Regions from separate parts of the Homo sapiens genome. Here regions 1, 3 and 4 are each linked to region 2. A link is a contact called in ENCODE Hi-C data. All regions are on one chromosome and are shown on one strand. Each heading gives the region's core, a stretch centred on a gene start or an enhancer-like site at or near the end of the contact. The rest is flanking DNA. Distances are from core to core; before and after follow the strand shown. Region 1 holds the start of HDAC3 (histone deacetylase 3). Region 2 holds the start of YIPF5 (Yip1 domain family member 5). Region 3 holds the start of DIAPH1 (diaphanous related formin 1). Region 4 holds the start of NDFIP1 (Nedd4 family interacting protein 1).

Evidence for each region. A loop is a pair of places that touch in the nucleus more often than their neighbours do. Pooled maps may share reads with other maps.
Region 1: a loop to region 2 is called in a map of CD4-positive, alpha-beta T cell, with 5 times the contacts of the local background. The contact joins the promoter of HDAC3 here to the promoter of YIPF5 in region 2. A Hi-C loop is called at or near these places in 2 of 168 maps with a recorded cell type or tissue (CD4-positive, alpha-beta T cell and naive thymus-derived CD4-positive, alpha-beta T cell), 1 of 37 single-sample maps with no recorded cell type and 12 of 50 pooled maps.
Region 3: a pooled map shows a loop between it and region 2 (22-fold over the local background). The contact joins the promoter of DIAPH1 here to the promoter of YIPF5 in region 2. A Hi-C loop is called at or near these places in 7 of 50 pooled maps.
Region 4: a loop to region 2 is called in a pooled map, with 4 times the contacts of the local background. The contact joins the promoter of NDFIP1 here to the promoter of YIPF5 in region 2. A Hi-C loop is called at or near these places in 2 of 168 maps with a recorded cell type or tissue (CD4-positive, alpha-beta memory T cell and CD8-positive, alpha-beta T cell) and 8 of 50 pooled maps.

Annotation. Positions count from the first base shown.
Region 1 is chr5:141,634,644-141,640,084 of GRCh38, forward strand. HDAC3 (histone deacetylase 3) reads right to left here and starts at 2,206. Exons shown (of 15, transcript NM_003883.4): 1 at 2,093-2,206; 2 at 1,905-1,987; 3 at 168-310. The coding sequence starts at 2,147. RELL2 (RELT like 2) reads left to right here and starts at 2,354. Exons shown (of 7, transcript NM_173828.5): 1 at 2,354-3,766; 2 at 4,152-4,217; 3 at 4,312-4,378; 4 at 4,821-5,006; 5 at 5,277-5,441. The coding sequence starts at 3,583. It overlaps FCHSD1 (FCH and double SH3 domains 1), which reads right to left. Exons shown (of 20, transcript NM_033449.3): 20 at 4,659-5,441. RefSeq lists silencers at 1,679-1,973, 1,983-2,032, 2,093-2,382 and enhancers at 2,893-2,942, 3,643-3,762.
Region 2 is chr5:144,167,324-144,172,929 of GRCh38, forward strand. YIPF5 (Yip1 domain family member 5) reads right to left here and starts at 3,336. Exons shown (of 6, transcript NM_030799.9): 1 at 3,212-3,336; 2 at 2,523-2,642. The coding sequence starts at 2,632. KCTD16 (potassium channel tetramerization domain containing 16) reads left to right here and starts at 3,550. Exons shown (of 4, transcript NM_020768.4): 1 at 3,550-3,686. RefSeq lists an enhancer at 3,198-3,477.
Region 3 is chr5:141,616,645-141,622,639 of GRCh38, forward strand. DIAPH1 (diaphanous related formin 1) reads right to left here and starts at 2,356. Exons shown (of 28, transcript NM_005219.5): 1 at 2,154-2,356. The coding sequence starts at 2,270. It overlaps HDAC3 (histone deacetylase 3), which reads right to left. Exons shown (of 15, transcript NM_003883.4): 15 at 4,237-4,893. The coding sequence ends at 4,824. RefSeq lists silencers at 1,934-2,130, 1,941-1,990, 2,051-2,710.
Region 4 is chr5:142,107,090-142,113,001 of GRCh38, forward strand. NDFIP1 (Nedd4 family interacting protein 1) reads left to right here and starts at 1,690. Exons shown (of 8, transcript NM_030571.4): 1 at 1,690-1,948. The coding sequence starts at 1,886. RefSeq lists an enhancer at 1,441-1,942 and silencers at 1,520-1,789, 1,850-1,979, 2,050-2,119.

The sequences.
Region 1 (5,441 bases), core at 956-3,455, 2.5 Mb before region 2:
TGCCTAGAACAAGTGACCAATAAATATTTATTGAATAAACAAATAAAATGAATTATGATGCATTGACAAGTAGGCCCCCCTTGAGATCTTCCCACTGCTGCCAAAAGACCTCACTGAAGGGCTTGGCATTAAACTGTTAGACATCAAAACTCCCAGTCCTCCCTCACCAGTCATCGCCTACGTTGAAGGCATTAAGACTCTTGGTGAAGCCTTGCATATTGGTGGGGCTGACTCTCTGCAGGAAGTCAATGTAGTCCTCGGAGTGGAAGCGGCACATGTCATGTTGGGAGGCCTGGTATGGCTTGAAGACCTCGGGATGGAGACACAAGATGAACCCAGGCAGGGTCAGCCCCACTCCACAGGCTCAGACCACCCATACTGAACCCAGTCCTGGAGACTATATGAAGCCAAACATAGCATTCCCCTCATCCCACAATCCTTAAGTCAGTAGAGAGACTCCGATTAACCAGGTAAGTTATTACAAATGAGCCCCCTGAAGACCACTTCTTTTCCTTTCCACCTCCAGCTCAGCCTATCGTACCTTCTCAACTTTGAGCCCTGATCCACCTGCCCTGTTCCTTGGAATCTCCTATTCCCAGTTCTCTCCATGCTCATCTCCTCCCCCAAGCTCTGATTCTGTCCTCTTTCCTCTGGATTCTTCTTTCTGGAGTCAAATATATGGGATATATGTCAACTTTCTAATTAAAATCAAAGATTTATTATCTTTGGAAGGTCAGGGGGATGTGTCACACCTCTTTGAAAACTGCACAAGAAAGAGCTTTTCTTCTCCCAGAAAATGCACACAGGTACATACAGGCAAACAATCTCAAGGGATATAGATTCCTGCACTAACATCACCTCAGTCTTTTCTATGACCAGTCCATTTGTCTGTGCCTTGGCACAAGCAATGAACATTCATTCATATTGTTCACTAGTTTCCCTAGCAACACATAAAGCCTGGGTTTAGCTGTTTTGTCTTATTTTTTCTTTTGAGACAAGGTCCTCCCTGTCAACTCAGGCTGCTGATCATAGATCACTGTAACTTTAAACTCCTGGGCCCAAGCCATCCTCTCGCCTCGGCCTCCCAAGTAGTTGGGACTACAGGCACACCCACCGCACATGGCTACTTTTTTTATTTTTATTTTTTGTAGATGTGGGTCCCACTGTGGCCCAAGCTGGTCTCCAACTCCTGGCCTCAAGCGATCCCCCCCATTTCAACCTCCCAAAGTGCTGGGATTACAGGCATGGGCCACCACGCCTGGCGTGGCTTAACTGTTACTATCCCATATCACAGCCATAAATTCCAAGCTGGGAAGACAGCATGTGTATGTCTGGTAGATGAAAAACTGGATAGCGATTAAGCAGAACCATGTAGAGGTATTCCAGGCTGAAAAAGGAATATCTAAAATATCGCCTCTGTTCCACACGCACATACACATTTACAAAGACGGCAGCATCGTTCCACCCTGGAGCCCTAGCTCCTTGGAGGTAAAGAAAGGTGGTAAAAGAGGAGTGGGAACTGAGGGTAAACCTCACACCCTGATACAGTGATATCCGCTCCCCTAACCCTAATTCCTGAGGCCAAGGCCCTATCCACACTCTAAAATGCAGAGGAGGAACACACCTTCTGTCTTCAAACCAGCCCCACATCACGCTAACCCTAGGCCAAGGGCTAGTGTGCCTACAGTCAGAGGGTGGCCGACCTGAGGTGAGAAAGTACTTTCCATTAAGCAGAGGACGCCACCCCCAACACCCTGCACTTTCAAGGTACTCCTGGTGACTTCTATCCAGCTCCCCGATACTCTAGGGGCGGGTCGCACTTCATGCACTCAGTCCAGCCCACCTATCCCTACGGCCACAGCTCGCCCCACCCCCCAACCCCCGGCCGAGGCGGCGGAACTCACGATCATCTTCTTATAGAGACCGTAATGCAGGACCAGGCTATGGGTCAATGCCAGGCGATGGGGCTTCATAGGGTGTCCAGCTCCTGGGGGTGGGGAGAAGAGAGTTCGTCAGCTCTCACCCCTGGAGTTGCAACCCCGCCTCAAAACCTCCGTGTCCCAACCCCTCATGCATATCCCTGTTTCCTCACCGTAGTGGAAGTTGCCCACGTCGGGGTCGTAGAAATAGGCCACGGTCTTGGCCATGGTGCCGGCGGGAGCAGGCCCCGCACCTCCGCCGCCCGCCGCCCGCGGCCGCCGCCAGCCCCTCCCCGGCCGTGCGTGCTGCGCAAGCACGTAGCCGGCCTCTGCGGAACTGGGCGTTGCGGCCCCGCCTCCATCCACACCCAGGCCACGCCCCCAGGGGAGCTCCGCCCCTCGCCCGGCTCAGCTCTCCCGGTATCTGGGGCTTTGAGCGTCCCGGGTTGGGCAGGGAACTGGCAGCATAGCTCCTAGGATGCGAGGGCCATTTGTCTCCGGCCGGGGGTCAGATCCTCGGGAAGCCGAGCCATCCCATCCAGCCGCTTGCCCCAAACCGGGCGCAGGCCGTGGTCACTTCTCTAGGAAGCTCCGAAGATCCCGCCACTCCGTCCCTCAAAGGTGCGGAAAGCCGGCTTCCCCCAGCCCTCGGAGAAGATTCCTGACTCTCCGCTCGGTCGGGGCATCTGAGGGCAGGAGCTGCGCCAGGCGTACCGGATAGACCAGTGGACAACACCCACGCCGGACCGCCTGTCCCCTACCCGGACCCAGACTCGGCGCCGCACATTGCCCCGGGGGGGCCCGGCGCAGTCACGCGCGCGCAGAGCTCACGCTCTCCGCCCCGCACACCTGCGCTCCGCCCCCTGGTCCTGGGCCCGCGACGGGTGAAGGCATTTGGGAAGCCAGGGCGGCTGCGGAGGCGATCTCCCTGACCCAGGGCCGGAGTTGCCCGGAGCCTGCCACCGCTCTCAGCCAGCCCGCATCCTTCTCTGTTCTTCCCTCCCCCCGCCTGCCACGGCGCGGGTATCCGCAGCCACAGCCCGGGGCCGGTGAGGCGGCGAAGGGGGAGGGGAGGAATCAAGGGATGAGCGCCGGAAGGGCGTCGGGGGCCCTGAGCCGCACTAGGACGCCCCTGGAGCCGGAACCCCAGCAGAAGCCGGAACCAGAACCAAATCACCGGTACCGGGTCGGCCAGGTGGTCAGGGTGGGAGAAACCAAAAAGGGAGAGGGGTGCGGGAGTACTGAGAGGAAGGGGCTGCAGAGGCCTGGCTCAGGCCGGCGTGGAGGAGGTGCGGGCGCTGACTCAGGCAGGATTTCTGCTCCCGCCGCCTAAGAATGCCGTCCCATCTCGTGCTGCAGTGTCCTTGGGAGGGACAGAAGCGCGAACAAGCTGGAAAGGGGAACGCTCGGGGCGTCGGGGAAGCGGGACCAGGGTCGTGGTAGAGAGCTTGCGTTGCCGCTGACCTCTTGCCGAAAGGCGAAACAGCACTCCTGGCCCGGACAGCTCCCTGGTTGGGTAGGGGGTGGGGCCGGACCTCAGCCGGACGTCTTAGACGTGCTTGTTTCAGATCCTGAGGACGGCATTCCTACCCCTCCCCCATTCCCAGCTGCAGCCCCCTAAACCCAGGAGGCGCCCTGGCCCGCGCTCGCCCCCCAGGGCCTCATGTCGGAACCACAGCCTGACCTGGAACCGCCCCAACATGGGCTATATATGCTCTTCCTGCTTGTGCTGGTCTTCTTCCTCATGGGCCTGGTAGGCTTCATGATCTGCCACGTGCTCAAGAAGAAGGGCTACCGCTGCCGCACGTCGAGGGGCTCTGAGCCTGACGATGCCCAGCTTCAGCCCCGTGAGTGAGGAGCCTGGAACCCTGGCTCAGTCACCTTTCACCCTTCTCCCCACACCTCTGCCTCCCTGACCAACAGACCCAGGCCAAATCCTGATCAAACCTGCTCAGGAAGCCTAGTGATGCACTCTTGAGTTAGCAAGTGGGGTGACACCACTCTGAAAGCAAAACTAGAGAAAGCAGCATGGGCAGGAACGGTCCTCTGGATGGTAGTCTTGGGCTTGCATTGGTGTCCCCATCTTTTCTGGTCCCTGAAATGCTGAGGTCCAGCATGATAGCAAGTAGGTAAAAGGGTATGTCCTAAGCAATAAATGATGGGAGCCACCAGGTAATATTCCCCCAAAGCTGACTCATTCCTGCTTCCTTGCCAATCTCTTTCATCCTTCAGCTGAGGACGATGACATGAATGAGGACACAGTAGAGAGGATTGTTCGCTGCATCATCCAGAATGAAGGTGGGTCTAGCATAGCCCCTTGCTCCCTCTTCTCCAACCTTCTCTTGCCCTGACCTCCACCTCCACTGACTCCCTCTTTTCCTTCTTCCCTCAGCCAATGCTGAGGCCTTGAAGGAGATGCTGGGGGACAGTGAAGGAGAAGGGACAGTGCAGCTGTCCAGGTGAGCTGGAAACAAGGGCCAGCATGACTTAGCTTGCCTTGGAGAGTATCCTCTCCTCCAGCACAATCCTCTCCCAGCCTCCTTGCATGTATGGGGTTGGGGGAAGGGCAAAGCTGGCTAACTTATAGGAAGAAAGTTGTTTTGTAGAAATCGCGATTCCTTCAAACCATCTCTCTCATCTAGATATCATCAAGCCTAACATTCACCTCTAGTGCCACTCCTTTGGGTTAAGCAGTGTTCTTTTTAGCAAACAGCCCTGGGAGGAAGAACATATGGTCACTAACATCTTAATATTGAGTTTATTAGATAAAGACAAGAAAAAATGGGGCTTGGGGAAATTGGGGCTTCTGGGGTTTTAAGGAGCATGCTGAAAGAACGTAAGAAACAAAACATGAAGGGAAATGGAAATGTTACCCTCACTCCCCTCCTCCCTGCTGTCCAGTGTGGATGCCACCTCCAGCCTGCAGGACGGAGCCCCCTCCCATCATCACACAGTGCACCTGGGCTCTGCAGCCCCTTGCCTCCATTGCAGCCGCAGCAAGAGGCCTCCACTTGTCCGTCAGGGACGCTCCAAGGAAGGAAAAAGCCGCCCCCGGACAGGGGAGACCACTGTGTTCTCTGTGGGCAGGTGGGGCAGGTGCTCCAGGGAAAGGGGGGCTGAGGTAGGGGGCCCAGTGATCAGGCACCTGATCCCAAAAGTGGGCCTTGGCTCTTTCCTCCTGGACTGGGAGCTCCGGCAGAAGTCAGGCTACACAATGTGCCCCACAATCTGAGAAGGCCTCCCCTACCTTAGGCCAGAGGGAAGTAGCCACCAAACTCAGGATGTCCCTGGTCAGAGGGGAGGGCCAAGCAGCCTCTGAGTTGTGGTCCTAAACCCCAGTGTTCCCTCCCCTCCCAGGTTCCGGGTGACACACATTGAGAAGCGCTATGGACTGCACGAACACCGTGATGGCTCCCCCACAGACAGGAGCTGGGGCTCTGGTGGGGGACAGGACCCAGGGGGTGGTCAGGGGTCTGGGGGAGGGCAGCCCAAGGCAGGGATGCCTGCCATGGAGAGGCTGCC
Region 2 (5,606 bases), core at 2,086-4,585:
CAGACACGATCTTTACAGGCTAAAACAACATGAAAAGCAGCAGATACTAAATCAATACTCTCATAAGTACTCTGTACCAGTAACAAAGACAAAGCCTCTTAACATATTGGGTTGGTTACCTAAGTTCATGGAAAACCTCAGATATTCCATAAAGATACTACCAGGTAAGTCAAAGAAGAAAAAAAATAACAGCTTTCATAATTTAAAAAATGTGACTTGGTATTATGATATATTTCATAAGCATATCTAGAATACAATGTGGAACCTGTCCAATTTTCCATTTATATAACTCAACAGATTATGATCAAAGGGCCTTTTATACTTTTTTGTTTTTGTTTTTTTGGTGAATGGATCTATGAATGATACTTGTGAAACACCTATAGAGGAAACCAAAAAATGTTAAAGCTGACTTCATTATGGCAAATGCAGAACTGTGTACTAATAACAAGTCAAGTTAAAAACATAAAGACAATGCAAGTAATATGCTATTTGCACCTAGATTTTCACCAATGGAGAGCTAAAAGTTATTAGCGGATCTTTGTTACTAAATTAGCAAATCAAACAAAATATTATTTGGTTAACGGAGATGGACATTTAAAATGTCATTAGATTGCAGATCTACTTGAAGGTACGCACAGAAGAGTCCAGTTTTTACAAAATAAATCTCAGAAACTCAAATTTATTACTGTTAATACATTAGGCTTCTTGTTTTCCCAGGCATCATCTATAAACCCAAGTTTATAGCAATAATGGTTATATAATCACCCAGAATAAAACTTCATCACTAGTACTGAAGCAATGCTTACTGGTACATGATTTGGTTGGAATGAAACTGTGAGAACAGTTGGCAACAGGTGCTAACCAGCAACAAGTTGTTTAGAATATCTAAATTGCTGTGTGGAGAACTGAAATGACTGTTAAAGGGAATGAGACTGTAAGTCACACCTTTTAAGTGATGCAAACGTGGACAGGACAGAAAAGAAAAGAAAAGCAGAGGCAGATAAATCTCGTAGGCTGCAATCTAAATGGAATAGCTCTGTTGAGTTCTAATCATAAAAACCATTCGGATAAAAACAGGCCTGCATAGAGAGACAGGTTCTCCGAAGCTGTGTTGCTGCTTTAGGCAAGGATTTATTAGATGGACTCTGGCTCTCCTATACACAGAGCAATCACCAAAAATACATATTTAGGTAAATAAATGAATGGAAATACCTCAATACAAATTTTCCAACTCTGCCCATTAATTTATCAAAAGAGATAAATCCTCATTGGTATGTAATTAAGTAACAGAAAAGAGAAATGAATCACGGGGTATTTTGACATGCTCACTCCCATTGTTCAAATGTGTTAAGTTTTAGAGGGGAAAACAAAGCCTTAAAATATACCAAATTAAGCAGACTCAAAGAGACTATATGTTTTAGAAAGGATAGCCTAACCAAGACAGACACTATTACAGAGCCACAGTGAATTTGAATTTTGTTTTGTTTTTTAAATTCTTGGGCACTCTAATCCAAACACATTCCTGTATTGCATGTTTCTCACAAACTGACAGATACATAACCTTCCCCTGCCCTCATCGTGGAACAGTCTTTATGAGGTTTCAAATTCGGGATCCATGATGAACATCATTTAACACATGAATTGTCTGAAGTTATATATGCACATTTATTTGGGTGTTTGAGTGAATGCATGTATTTATGGGAAAGAGGCCCAGTTGTAATAGGATTCTCAAAGAGATCCAGAACCATCTAAAAAAGTTTAAGCAATCCTAGTATAGGAAGCTCCTTTATTTGACAGGAAGCTGATAAGATTATCTCTAGGGTCCTAAGAAACTAAGGAGATGATGTTTTAGGTGAGATTGCTAGAAAGCCTTCAGTTCATGTATTTTTGTCACAAACACCAGGTACTATAAAAAGATCATTTAAAAAAAAATGTTCAGAGGCTAACGGCTTTGAGTCAACCTCCTCAGTATGCAACTTATAACACGTGTGGCACTGACCATAAGGGTTTGAGAAGGAGGAGTAATAAAAATGATTATCAACTGCTGTATGAAAATCGCCTGATGATTCGTAATAAGGAGCTTACATCATTAAATAATGTCACTAAGCACTTTCAATTAGCACTGATAAAAGTCTCAGAGTTGGACTGATTTAACTACTAACAAAATACTTTAATTTTTCACTGGTCCTATGAACTAACAGCCTATCTCCTAGGTACCTGAAGCTCCCATCATCTTCTAAATACAGAAATACTGTTACTAGAAAACAGTTCTTCAAACAAGCTACTTTTCCATTCATGGTACACCTGAAGAGTTTGCAGAAGACACTCAACTCTTAAATAGAACAATACCTTCGAAGCCAAGCCAGTGTCACATATCTCTCTAGAGGAAGAAGATTATGCATGAAAGATCATACTCCTGATAAAGGACATGTTCACATATTGTTTTAGGCAGAACCAAATATTCTAAATATGTGTTTTCACTGCAATGTAGACTAAATTAATTGCCAAAGATGAAAAGTTACTTGCTATAGGGTCCTCCACTTCCTCCATAATCATAGGACTGCTGTGACTGATCATCGATGCTGTAACTTGTCTGGTAGAAATCCGTGTTTAAGTTTTCAAAGCCTGACATTGCAAATAATCTGTAATAAAAGAGAAATGGCAAATATTCCTTATGCCCAAGGTTCTACTGAATTCGTTCCTGGCAGTCTGCTTAAGCAAATAGAAACACAACAAATATTTTTTCAGTAATTCGGAGAGGGGATGGGGGCGGAAAGTACGCAGCATTTGAACGACGGTAGCGGAGAGAGAGTAAGAAAATGTATATTCTTTTAAGTTGCGGCCCAGTAAGACAACTCCACCTTAAAGAGCTGATATGCCTTCCATTAGGGGCGAGGTCGTGGGAGTTGTGGTTCCATAAGCGGTCTAAAATATCAATAACAACAAAGATGATTTTTCACCTTAGGACTGGGCTTTACAGCTGACAAGGCGACTGCTTCCTTGCAAAATAAGGCCTGCGGCCTGCCAGGAAAAAGTGCAGAATCTGGAAGGTCGCGCCTGAGGTGCAGGGGACCGCGTCAGGGCAAGGGCTTGAATGAGAGCGAGGGTCTGAGCGAAAGGACCAGGGCGCGGCGCCGAAAGACGGCAACAAGCCCATTTGCACGGGTGTGGAGAGAAGCTGAACACTGTGCCACGGGCCTGGGTCACTCACCAAACTCTGAGGCTGCGCTGGCGGCAAAGGCAGTAGCTTCACTAATCCCAAACAACCCCCAAACTCTGTTTCAGACCCTGAACCAGCCCCGTTGCTACGTGTCACAGGGCCAAAGAACGGCTTCCGGGGCACGCCCGCTCGCGCAGGCGTGTTAGCAGGTTGGGCACCGGTGGGCGGGAGGAGGAGACACGAGTATGGAGCTTGCGCAGTATCTACCCAACCTGCGGCTGGCCCGTGCCAAAGAGGAAAGTGCTTCCGGCAGCCTGGTTAGGGGTGGAACCAGGAAAGCGCAGGCGTAGCAATTGCTGCTTACTCGTAGGTAGGAGGAGGAGTTTCTCAGACCTAGGTGATGGAGGAAGACTGGGAGGCGCTAAAATGAGACAGACGGAGTCCCCTCTCCTGTCCACAAACTACAATGCCTACAATGCCTCGGTGTCAGCATTTACTGTGATTCAAGCACTGTGCTAAAGTGTTTGTATGTATTATTTAATCTTTACAACCTAATGAGATGGTTACCCTATTTCCCTTTTGTAAGTGAAGCTATTAAGTATTCATTCATTCTGTGCTAGCTGCTGGGGATACTGTGGTAAATATAAGCTAGGTGACATCTACCCACCTGGAGTTGGTGGTGGAGAGGGGTAATCGAACACATACAAATGCATGTGAAATTGCTACTAATATTCTTTAGTGTTCCATAATTCTTTGAAAGAGTAACATTCATCTGGGAAGAAGAGTCTGTAAAGCCACTATAAGAGGGTTATCAAAGGGTGAGTGGGAGTTAGAGAAGACCAGAAAAGAGAAGAAAGGGCAACGGGAAAGGAGGATAAGGGAAAATAGCCTGAATATTTTAGGCAAAGAGAACAATGTGTGCAAGATCTGGGAAGCATGGTCTGAGGAAAGATGAAAATCGAGCTCTGAACTTCAGCATTATTAACATTTTGAGTCAGGATGTTTCTTTATTGGGGGCTGCCCTGTGCATGATGCTTAGCAGTAGCATCCCTAATCTCTAGCCATTAGATGCCAGTACTCCCCCCAACCAACCACCACCACCATCACCACCAAGTTGTGACAGCTAAAAATCTCTCCAGACATTGCCAAATCCAAATGTCCTTGGGGGCGGTGGGGGCAACATTAGCTGAATTTGTCAACCACTCTTCTAAGTGGAACCTGAGTGACTGGAACAGCAAGTGAGGGGAGCCACATAGGAGTTGAGGCTGGAATAACAGGAAGGGGCCAGGAAATATCCTGTGGGATTTGTGTGTTGGTTCTAAAAGAAGTGAAGATTGTGAACTGATGAGTGATGTTTAAATTGTTTTCTTTTGAAAATGATTGCTTTGGCTCCTGTGTTAAATCACTTTCCCAAGATGGTGGAATCCCGAATATTGTGACTCGAAATAAGATGCTATTAACTAATGAGCAGAACTTTCTTCAGGGTTTATAGCAATAAAATTTATCATGAGCCACTGCATTATATTCTGGGATCAAAATCCTGAGGCCCTCACAAAAGAAGCCAGACCATTGTTGGGGACTAGTTTCCAAAGGAACAATAAAATTTCACTTAAAACTTTTCTCTCAACACCCCCCACCCCAATAAAACAAACAGAAAACGCACTCCCCTCCAAACAAAAATAGCAACAACAAAAGGATGTAAGACCCAACCAAAAAACCTAGGATTGTACTCTAGAGACCAACAGGCAGCTGCCCTTTGAGGTTTTTACCCATTAGCGAATTTATTTGTTTTATTTTTGTGGATACATCATAGTTGTACATATTTATGAGATAAATGTGACATTTTGATACAAGCATACAATGTGTAATAATGAAATCTGGGTAATTGAGATATATCTGTCGCCTCAGACATTTGTCATTGCTTTGTGTAGAGAAAATTATAAATCTACTCCTAGTTATTTTGAACTATACAATAAATTATTGTTAACTATAGCTACCCTATTTTGCCACTGAACACTAGATTTTTGTGCTTTCTAACTATATTTTTGAATTTCTGAAATTGCTCATTCAAGTGTTCACCACCTTTCATCAATCATTTTAGCATTTATTGGTTTAGGTATCATCTGCACAACTTCAGGTAGAATGACCACATATTATGATTTGCTGGAGACAATTCCATTGTCCCATTTTCTGCCTATTTTTACTTACCCTCAGCATAATTATTAATGTTGCTCCCTTTTACTCTCAAAAATATCCTAATTCAGTTGATAAACTTTGTGATTGTACTTTCTTTAAGCTACATTATCCATGAAGCTGTGTTTCGAGTCATCAATAAGATGCAATAATCCATCATTATCTATTTAATTAATCTTATGGTTAAAAAAATTCTAGTCTCTTTTGTTTTTTTCTGATGTTTCTATTTCTTCTGAATCAAAAAGGATATCCC
Region 3 (5,995 bases), core at 1,106-3,605, 2.6 Mb before region 2:
TTCTGATGCCTTGAGATAGGTTACATTTGGCAATAAAAGGGTTAAGCAGCACTACTTTCCTAGAAACCTTCCAATTCCGTAGCTACTAATGCAATTTTCCTCATTACCTGAGCTATTTAGTTTTAAAAATTCAGCAGATTAAGGGTTAAGACTAACACCGCAGAAAGAAAAGAGAACTTGGTTCAGCTCCATCCTCTCTAAAGCAAATACCTACAACCCTGAGCCAAATCCATTAAACATATAGAAGACTTCATGGACATTCCAAAAGACAGGTGAAAAGGGGTTGAGCTTCCTCAGGTTTCTCACCTTACAGTACCACACACATAGTAGACTTCACAAGTTCGTGAAATAATTGTTAGATAAAATAGAGTACATATAAAATTCTACTCAAGACATGAAAACAAGTCACTGAGGTCACCACAAGTCAGCAGCAATAGCTGGAATTTGGGTGAGGAAGGTCAAACAGTACTCATGGAAATAAAATCAAAACAAAAAGATACAGAAATAGAAGGAATATGAGCCCTAGAACTTAAGTTTTGGAAGGAAAGCTAACGGGGGGGAGGGGTCAATTCTTATCCTAAAGAAACATACAAAAATGCTGCTTTAGTCACCAAAGAAGGAGGGGGTGTCAATACCCTTAACCTTATATTTCTAGGGGGGGAAAAAAAGATGTTCACCAGATAAAAACAGATGGTTACTGACATCTCAGATATCACTGGAAAGGGCAGTCCAGGAGCACTTGGTCTTGCTAGAAATAGGAAGAGATGAGTCACTATTTTAATTCTATTTAGAATTAAACATCTAACCCTCCAGGGTTAACATCTCAACCCTCTAGGTCATAAAACAACATTTTCTTCCTGTTTCCATCGCTTTATCAGTTTTCTTCCCAAATTTGTGGAGCTGGGTCAAAATGTTGGGAGGTGGGACTAAGAGTTACAAGCCATTTGTTTAGTAGAAAGATACACTAGTGTAAGGGCATAAATACCTGGAAGAGAAGACAAAAGAGCTACAGTTATAACTAGCTATTATAATGATCATCAATATCCAAGACTTTTCCTCTCCTGGACAGTGCCCCGTATCTTACAAAGCTTTTATAGCAAAAAAGCAACCAAACGGCTCCCTGGAGAGAGGCGTTGGTGTGGGCAAAAGGTAATGAAATATGATAGGGTTACATGTATATCACTATTCCTTCACTCGGATTGAAAGTAACTGGCACTTGAGGAAAGCTTACTCTTCTACAGGCACGCAAAGGGAAGCCGATAGTCGCCTTGGGGCACAAGAGGCAGTAGAAAAGGAGTAGAGGAGACGGTTATCATGGGAAATGTATAAAAAACAATTCAATTACAAACTTCTTGAACTCGCAGTCCAACTTTCTTCCCACAGGAGAGGTTTATCACCATCCTAGGTCAAGAAGGGCACAATCATGAGAGTTCTAATCCTCTGAAAAGTGATAAGCAACAGGGCAAAGAGAGAGGTTCTCTGGAGAGAGGAATACTGGTAAACAAATAAACGTCATGCCCCAGTGACCATAGGACCTGGGCAGGAGCCCATTCCTGTAATCGCAAGGACAAACGTCCAAAGAAGGAGTTGGGGGTAGGGCTCAAGTCAGGTAACATTCCTCAGGGGAAGGATTATCAAGTGACACCGGGCGGAGGGCCCACGGGGGACTGGGCGGGAGGAAAGTTAGCAGGTAAAAAGGATGAATCATGGAGAAGGAAGTGACCTTTAGGAGAAGGAAATACGAGAATACCAAAAAAGGTGTAAGGTTAAGAAGAGAAAATGGACCCAGAAGAGGGGACCAAAAAAGAGGAGGCGTGTTCGGGTACTGGAGGAAGAAGAAAGGAAGTGAGGCTGAGAGGGGAGAGACGGGGCTGAGAGCCGGCCGGGGATATGCGGGCGGGAGGGCAGAATGTAAGGGCTGGGGAACGAGGGAAGCCCCGAGGTGGCCGGGGCAAGAGCCGGGTGGGATTCCGGGGCTTCCCGAGGTCCCGAAGGGAGAGGATGTCGGGCTGCAGAGCTGCGGACCGAGCGAAACGAGGAAGGAAGGCGCGGGGGCGGCTCCCCAAAGCCGGGCAGGCGCCCCAGGGGCCGGCTGCAGGGGTCCAGAGGGCGGTTACGGGGCCAGGCAGGAGCGGGATGGGAGGGACACTCACAAATTTCTTAGATTTGCCGCCGTCGCCGCCCGCCGAGGGCAGCTCATCTGGGCTCCGGCCCTTCTTCTTGTCCCGGGTCCCGCGGCCGGGCCCCAGGCTCCCGCCGGGCGGCTCCATGTCCCGGTTCACGCTGGCCGGCGACCCCGCGCCTACGCCGCTCCCGCCTGGCAGCTCCGCGCCCGCCGCCGCCCAGTCGCTCTTTAGCCAGCCGCCGCGCCCCGCCTCATTAGCATGCCGGGCTGCGCGCGCCTCATGAATATACAACGACGACGCCTCGCTCCCGCCCGCCTGCCCCACTTCCGCCCGGACCCGCAGCCCCTACCAATGGGGGAAGGGAGAGGGGCGGAGGGAAGCCGCGGAAGCGCGCTACCTGCCCAGCGGACCTAACCATTCGGACCCACGTGGGGGGGGGTGGTGAGTGGGCGGTGCAGCTCTCCGCGGCCGCGGCGGAGAGCACCGCCCCCTGGCGGTTGGAGCAGCGCAGGCCTCTGGCTCCCACGCAGCGCCCACGTGGCTGTACAGCCTGACAGCCTGGACCCTCTCACATCCCAGACCAAAAATCGCGTGAGACCATTATCCTGGCAGAAAATTAGTGACAGGTTTTCCAAGAGAATGCAGTTTTCAATGTGTGCAATACCCATGGAACACATGAAAAAAATTATAGTGATAGCCACCATGTTTTGAAAGCAAGGTAGCAAGAACAGAGCTCGGTCCAGGGCAAGCACTAGACTAAACCAGACTCGCTCTGGAGTTTAATTTCCTAGTTCGAATTCCAGGTTAGGTACCATCTAATTGTTTCTAATCAGGACAAACTAATTATTGCCAACATGTGCCTAAACAGCAATAACAGTTACCACTTAACCATGCCCTTTGCTCTCTGCTAGGCACTAGGCAAACACTCTACATGTATTTTTCTAAGTCCCCACAGTCCCATGTGATAGATTCTGCTAGCCTCACCATTTTATAAATAGTAAATTTGGACTTTTGAGAGTTGAAGTGACTTGCCCAAGAACGCATAATTGATATAAAATTTAAACCCAGCTTAGTCTGATTTGCTGCCAAACCCTATGTTTAACCAGGATTCCCCACTGACATAAACCAAACATGAGTGAAAAGAATGAGTATTCTCCAAGAGTATATTCTTTGCTCTTCTAGCATGACTTTCTCCCTAAGCAATTTCATCCATTCTCCCAGCTACATCTGTCCCTTGTGTGACAGTTACGTGGCTACCAGTCGGCCTTCACAATATGGACTGAATATTCTTGACCACAGCTAGCAAGATTTCAAGCATAAGTTCCTGAAGGGCAGAGTCAGTGACTTACTTACTCTAGAGCCCCAGTACCTAGTCAAGGGCCTGAGATATACCAGGGACTCTGCCAAGCTGGCTGGCTCCTAAATTTGGCATTCATCTCTCTTGTGGTCCAGACCTTCTGATGGTGATCGGATAGAATGTTACATAGAGCTGTCCATCCCATACTTCAAACTTGACTTAGTGCTGAGCTTTCCAGACATTTTGTCTAAAAAGTCCAAAAGCTACTTTCTAAGCTAGTGTTGAGAACAGACAGAATCAGAGAATGGAGGGGAGGAAGTGACCCATCTATCAGTCCTCTTTCTTGTATCAGTCTGTATCTGCTACAATATTTATCATACTACTGACTGGAATGTAAACTCTTCTAGAGAAAGGTTCATGTTTGTGGCTACTACAGTATTTAGCATTGTTCTTCACATAGACAGATAATGGGCAACTTCTTCTGTCAGGCACTGTGCTAAGCACTTAACATGTTTTATCTCAGTGTATCTTCACCAACTAGCATCACTACTCTAAACACCCAGATTCAAAAACCTGAAGTCATCTTCTACTCCTCTCAAATCTGCCCAGGTTTGTCTAACTCTTAACCAAAATCCTCTATTAACTTCTTATATTTACAATAATAAATGTAGAATACATACACAGGGCCTAACGTAGGATAAGTGCTGAATGAATGTTAACTATGCTTTTATTACATGCATCATCATGCCCATTTCCCTCTCCTTTCATAAATAGGAAACTAGCAAGAATTAACATTCCTAGAAAGGCGAAAGGTACAAAAAATACCGACTTAGTTTATTGGATAAAAACAGTGGTAAAATGGACATAAAGCCAAAAGTGAGAACAGAACATTTTCATATCCTCCCCACACTTGAAAACATACTTCCCATCATCTGGGATTCAGGTGTTAGGGAGCCAGAGCCCCTTCCAAATCTCTCTCTCTTCATCTTCCCTGGAAGCAAGGGGAGGAAGAAGTCAGAACCCAGGGGAGGAGGAAGTCAGAGGCAATCTCAGTCCTTGTCTACCCGTTCATCCCTCAAAAATCTCTGGGTTCGAGGGAAGCAGGGAAGAAATAAGGGGCAAGGGGGGCTAGGGACTGGCCTCCAGGGCCCACTGCCAATAATGTCCCAGATAGCTATCCTTGTCTGTATCTCATCCCTAATAGGTACCATTGTCAGGCCTTGGGAGAGAGAGGAAAAGCAGGTAGATGGTTCGAGAACCAAATGTGGTCTCCAGACTCTTTCCCAGAGTCAGCAAAAGCCCTGGGGTGACCCCCAGGACTCTAGGAGCCACTCCTTTTCCCTCCAGCCCAACCAAGAGGTGAAAAGAAATTCCTTGGGACACAGCATCCCAAGCCACTCTTAAATCTCCACATCGCTTTCCTTGTCATTGTCATGGTCTCCATCATAGAACTCATTGGGTGCCTCTGGCCTGCAAAGCAAGGGGAGAGAGGTCAGGATCTCACTCTAAGTTCTAATCTTCTCCCAGCACCCTTTTCCAAAGCCATTTCTCAGGCCCCGTTGAGAACCACTCCTCCTCTTGTTGGTAGAGACTGCTATTCATTCACCCATTCACGTATCAAATAAACATTAAGGAACTACTCTATACAGACACTGTCATAAACCTTAGCAATACAGTAGAGTAACAAGCTGGACAAGGTTGTCTATCCTCAAAAAGCTTACCTAATAAATGAGACTAGTAACTAACAAAGTAAATAAATATAATAATTTCAGATGATGGAGAGTACAATTAATAAAATGAAGTGATAGGACTGAAGGTGATGAGAGGAAAAGGGTGAAATTTCAGACAGGACTATTGGGACATAAGACCTAAAGTCTGAGGAGGAGCTAAGCAGGCAAAGACTTCAGGAAGGCCATTCCAAGCTGCAAGAAAACCAACTACAGAGGTCATGAAATGGAAAGAGACTGATGTATTCCAGTAAGAACAAGGAGGCCAGGACAGCCGGGAGCACTGTGCATGGAGGAGAGTAGTTAGAGATGAGATCCTGGATGTAGGTAAGGGCTAGCATGCAGGACCTTTTTAAGCCACAGTCAAAATTTTGGATTTTCTTCTAAGTGCAAGGTAAAGGAGAGTTTTAATTTTAAGAAGAGTGACGTGGTATTATAAACCCATAGTGAAAGAATGGATGTGAAAGCAAAACAGGGCCCAACAGGTACTCAATATTGGTTTCTTTCTTTTTGAAAAAGTATTCTCAAAAGCCGGGCGTGGTAGCTCACACCTGTAATCCCAGCACTTTGGGAGGCCAAGGCAGGTGGATCACAAGGTCAAGAGATCAAGACCATCCTGGCCAACATGGTGAAACCCCGTCTCTACTAAAAATACTAAAGTTAGCCGGGTGTGGTGGCACATGCCTGTAATCTCAGCTACTGAGGAGGCTGAGGCAGGAGAATCGCTTGAACCTGGGAGGCGGAGGTTGCAGTGAGCCGGGATTAGCCACTGCACTCCAGCCTGGCAACAGAGTGAGACTCCATCTCAAAAAAAAAAAAGAAAGAAAAGAAAAAGTATTCTCTGG
Region 4 (5,912 bases), core at 440-2,939, 2.1 Mb before region 2:
ACAAGACTACATGGCAGGACATTATGTTTGATTCACTGTACCTGATTACATTTAAATGTTGTTTTTCTGGATTATAAACAACAACTGAGGGACAGAGTAAGGAGGCTCTAAATAGACTTGAGAGCTTGGAATGTTGCTACATTTGTTCGCTCTCCCAGCATGTTAATATGTGAGACTAATACTTGGAAATAGCGACAGATATAGAGGAGTTTGGATGCTGAGAGAGAACTCAAAGTGAAGATGGTAAACATCTAGAGTTTTTATTGATTACAATTTTCTCATATATACAGAAACCTCAGGGTGTGTTCTAAACACAGTTCTCTTTTAAAATACATAATTAACTAAACTTCAAAATTAGAAGCTAAGACAATAATCATATTAATATAACCTCTACACTGCCAACTTGGAAAGGCAATGAAGAAGAAATGGGAATTGCAACAAGCTTCAGAGATGGAAGATTTTGTTTTTCTCTGTAGGACATGTGGGTAGAAGCAATTGCAGATGGCTGGGTGTGAAAGAAACAGACCTTGCAAGCCTGCTATATAGCTATACTGTGCTACATGGCATTGGGAGGTAATAAGATTTAAAAGACAAATACTCTTGTCTTCACAAAGCTTATAATTTAGTTGTGCAATACTGGGTAAGAAAGCTGGCTTAATGGAGTTGTATTCCAGCTTCACCCCTTAGTAGCTCTGTGTCATTGGGTGAGATATTTAATTTCTTTGGGCATAACTTCCTCATCTGTGAAACACTGATAATTGTATCTCCTATATGGCAGCTATGCCAGCCTCCTTTCTGTTCTTCCACAAGACAATCTCTCTCTGGACCGCCCTTTGCACCTGTTCCTGTGGTCGGGAAAGCCTTTAGCATGGCCAAACCCTTCAAGTTTTGACTTCATGTCACCGAGTCAGGGAGCTTTTTTGGAAAATATTGTTTCCGATTCCGCAGATGAGGCTGTTAAAATACTAAAGGATGGCATAAACATGAGGATGCTATTATAATCATCCACCCTAAGTAGGATTTGAGATCCAAGCAGTTCTCAAGGATTTAGGGTTAGCAAACTTTTTCTGTAAAATGTCAGATAGCAAGTATTATAGGGTTTGCAGGCCATACCAAACAAATGGGTGCTGCTGTGTTCCAATAAAACTTTATTTATGGACACTGAAACTTGAATTTCATGTACTTTTCACAGTCATGGTGGCAGACCGGATTTGGCCCCCTCCCTGTCGCTGGCTGACCCCTGGTTTATGAGTACGGCAGATAAAAGAAGGGAGTGAATAAGAACCACGATTCTGCTGCCAGACACGAGGGATCAGGTCGCTGCTGTGAAGATTGTCAACCTCTCTGGTTGCCAACGACCTCGAGAATGGGGTTGTGGTCCCTGCGTCAGGGCGGTTGTGCTGAAGGCTGGATGAGGGCACGTAGGTGAAGCTCAGTGCTTGGCACGAGGTGCTCATCAGCAGCATCGCCCTTGCTTTGGGCTGGCCTGTTAGTAATTCGTTTTTAGTGGAATCGAATACAACACTTGAGCCTCGGAGGCTCAGGTCGTCGGAGCAACTACACCAGGGCCGGTGCACCTCGGGGCGGCGGCGCAGGACTAGGCTAGGCCGGGCCGGGCCGGGCAGGGCGGCGCGAGTCGGGGGTGGGGCGGCGGCGCAGCGCCGTCGTCGTAGTCCCCGCCTCTTCCCCAGGGGCCGCGTCGGAGCCTCGGCGGCGGCGGCGGTGCTTACAGCCTGAGAAGAGCGTCTCGCCCGGGAGCGGCGGCGGCCATCGAGACCCACCCAAGGCGCGTCCCCCTCGGCCTCCCAGCGCTCCCAAGCCGCAGCGGCCGCGCCCCTTCAGCTAGCTCGCTCGCTCGCTCTGCTTCCCTGCTGCCGGCTGCGCCATGGCGTTGGCGTTGGCGGCGCTGGCGGCGGTCGAGCCGGCCTGCGGCAGCCGGTACCAGCAGGTAAGCGGCGCCCGACTCCAGCCCCGAACTCCGGTCCCTGGCTCTGCCCTGCCCGCTGGCCGCCTCAGGCCTCTCTGGCCGGCCCGCGGCCAACTCGACGCCGGGGCTTGGCAGGCCGCGCTGGGCCTGGAGGGGCGGGTCGGGCCCCGGGCTCGGATTCGAGGCTGCCACGGGCCCGGCCTGCCCGTCTGCGACCCCAGGTGGGACTCCGGCGGTGGAAAGTCCTCCTCCCGGCCTCGTTTCCCGCATTTCCCAGGGCGGGCGGGTCCCTGAGTCAGAACCCGCGACCCACAGGCGGCATCGATCTGAGGCATTCGTTTTTCATTTTTCCACCTTTGGTTTGATGTCATTGGAAAAGAAAGAAAGAAAAAAGCATGAAACGGAAACTGGGTGGAGAGAAAAGATTAAAATCTCTGCTGCTGCCGATAGCTCCCCACAGCAAGATGCTATTGCTCAGGGTTTCAGAGCCTAGTTTGTCGAAACCCATCCCCCTCGCCTCCGTTTTAAGACAAAAGTAAAAAATGAAGCAAGAGACAAGCCCGCAGTTTGCAGTAGATTTGGAAGAGGCGATGTTTGGCTGTGGTGATGCCCCAAAAGGGAGAGCTACGATGAAGTCTGCAGGGCGTGTGCCGGGTGTATTTTAAATGCTTGGAAGTGACGTTTTAAGAGATTTGATGGCATAGCTGGGGAGGAAATGTATAGGAAATGATTGGATCATTTTCTCGGGTTTGATTTAATACATTGAGGCCCCAGGGAAAAGAGCTGCTTGTTTCACTCCGCGTCTGTAGCTAAGTTCCCCCAGGAAATTTAGAGACCTTCTGCAGGGTTTTTGGAAGTGTTAATCTAACATACAGTAATGGTGGGAATTGAGCCAGGTGGTAAACTGATGTTGATTGGAACCGCAAATAACGGCTTGTGTTTGTCATGTTTCAGATGCTTTCGGTGCATACAGATGTCAATCCTCCTTTTATCAAATAAAATGTCCTATCTTAGACGATCTACAATTTTATATTTTAGAAGTAAGGAAAGCCAGCCAGTACGATGAAAACGTAGATTAACCCTGGTGCGGCCGGCCGGTTACTGGTTTGTTTTGCTATCATCAGCCATGTGTTGCAATCCGTCCCCACTCAGGCTTGGACTCCCAAAATGACTAGTTAAGAATTTCACTTCTTGGTTTTATAAACACGGCCCAAATTGTGGCAATGCAGTTAATCCTTAGATCTCTTCAGAGCACATGGATCTAGCACATGCTTTTTTTCTATGACCTTGGGCAGCCTGCGGGTTCCTTACTGCTTTAATAAAATGGGAATAACAGATGCCACTTAACTGTCACCACAGTGTTTGCAAATCACCCCTACTGTATACTGTCATCTGATTTCATCCTTTTCATCCTGACTTGGATAAGGCTAACGAGCAAAAGAGCTGTGGTTTTTCTTTGTACTGCCATCTTCTTGAGCTATTAGGTAATGCTGACATACTGCTAGAATATAAAAAATTTGCTGGAGTATCAAAATCATGTATTCCTTAGTGTGGCATTTAATATTTTTTAATTATGCAGAATTGAAGTATAAAAAAAAGAGAAAAAAATCTTCCTAGAAAAATTGTAAAAGATGAAAGCCCAAAAAACTGCAAAACCCTCCCTAAACAAAAACCAAATAGATAACCAAAGGTAATATTTTAATGTGCATTCTTGTGGGTTTATAGCTATGTAAATATACATAGTTATAGATCAGTATATGTGTGTACAGATAAGGAATGCAGGAAAGCTAATATTGATTTTTTTATGCAACAATCACAGTATTAAGTAATTTACATCCATTTTTTTTTTCTTTTAATTCATACCAAACCCTTATGAACCAGGGTTTGTTCTCATTGTCAAAGACTCAAAGTGGCTCAGTAACTTGCCTCAAGGTCACAGGCTGCTAAGTAGTGATTATAAGGATATACACACACTCACCTACTTAAAACACAGGCTCACAGTCCAGATATAGGTGTATGCATTAGCAGATATATACACATGCATATGTATTCTCTTATGTACCCATATATACGTATACAGACATATCTTTGTACATTTGTGTGCAGTTTTATGAGCCCCGATCATACTTGCACATACTTTTGCACGTGTCCATGTGTATCTTGTTCTCAGACATGTGCATTCATACATTTGCACATGTGTATCATGCACATGTATCTACAAAGGCATGCTAGATAAATAATGAAATAGGTTCATAATTCTATTTTGTAATGTTCTTCACACAATGTTATTAATGTCTTCTATATAAAATATTTTTAATGTCTGCATGGCATGTAATTGTATGGCTGAATCATAATTTAACTAATTGCTTATCTTTGGTCACTAAGAATGTTTACAGTTTTTTTCATTGAAATTTATTTCACATACGTCTTCAACCGTTTCCTTAGCATAAATTACTAGCCATGGAAATGCCTGGTCAGCGAATATGCATTTTTAAAAGGCTTTTGAATTATAGAATGATGGTGAATTGTCCAGGCAACTTGATAGGAGCATGATACTCTTTGGTTGTCACACAGGGCTGTTCTGACTTCTATTTGATCTGGTTAATCAAATTGAGCTAGTTTTCTCACCAAGTAAATGTAATGGAAAACTGTATGATTCATTCATAAATGCAAACACAGTTTTGTCTTTATGGTCTTTTTATTGGTAGTGTAATATGTGGACAACTTGAATTTAGCATAGTGACAGACTATGCAGAAAGGGTAGGCTCAACCAGGTGTGGTGGCTCACACCTGTAATCACAGCACTTTGGGAGGCCGAGGTGGGCGGATCACTTGAGGTCAGGAGTTCGAGACCAGCCTGGCCAACATGGCAAAACCTTGCCTCTACTAAAAATACAAAAATTAGCCAGGTGTGGTGGCACTCACCTGTAATCCCAGCTACTTGGGAGGCTGAGGCAGGAGAATTGCTTGAACCTGGGAGGCAGAAGTTGCAGTGAGCCAAGATTGTGCCACTGAACCCCAGCCTGGGTGACAGAGTGGGACTGTCTCAAAAAAAACCAAAACAAAACAAAACAAAAAATGGCCAGGCAAGGTGGCTCATGCCTGTAATCCCAGCACTTTGGGAGGCCAAGGCAGGCAGATCACAAAGATCACGAGGTCAAGAGATTGAGACCATCCTGGCCAACATGTGAAACCCCATCTCTATTAAAAATACAAAAATTAGCTGGGCGTGGTGGCGTGCACCTGTAGTCCCAGCTACTCAGGAGGCTGAGGCAGGAGAATCGCTTGAACCTGGGAGGCAGATGTTTCAGTGAACTGAGATCGTGCCACTGCACTCCTGCCTGGCGACAGAGCAAGACTCTGTTTAAAAAAAAAAGCACGGTGTGGTGGTGCACATCTGTAACTCCAGCTACTTGGGAGGCTGAGGCAGGAAAATCACTTGAACCCAGGAGGCAGAGTTTGCAGTAGGCTGGGATCGCGCCACTGTACTCCAGGTTGGGTGAGCAAGACTGTCTTAAAAAAAAAAAAAAAAAAAGGCACCGAGGTGGGCGGATCACAAGGTCAGGAGATCGAGACCATCCTGGCTAACATGGTGAAACCCCATCTCTACTAAAAATACAAAAAATTAGTTGGGCGTGGTGGCACGTGCCTGTAGTAGTCCCAGCTACTCGGGAGGCTGAGGCAGGAGAAACCCGGGAGGTGAAGATTGCAGTGAGCCGAGATCGCGCCACTGCACTCCAGGCTGGGCGACGAAGTGAGACTCTGTCCAAAAAAAAAAAAAAGAGGCTAGGCTTATAGGTTCCCCTGGCATTATTTTATTTTTTTTTTCATTTTTGCCTTTTGAAACTGAGACTGTCTCAGACAGTATGGAAGCACTATTTTAGAAAGACCTAAGTAGGCCCATACTGAGTGCTGAGAAACCTGTTGCGTGTTTCTCTCTCTGAGGACGTTAACTCCCGTTCATCCATAGATGAACGCAGATCTT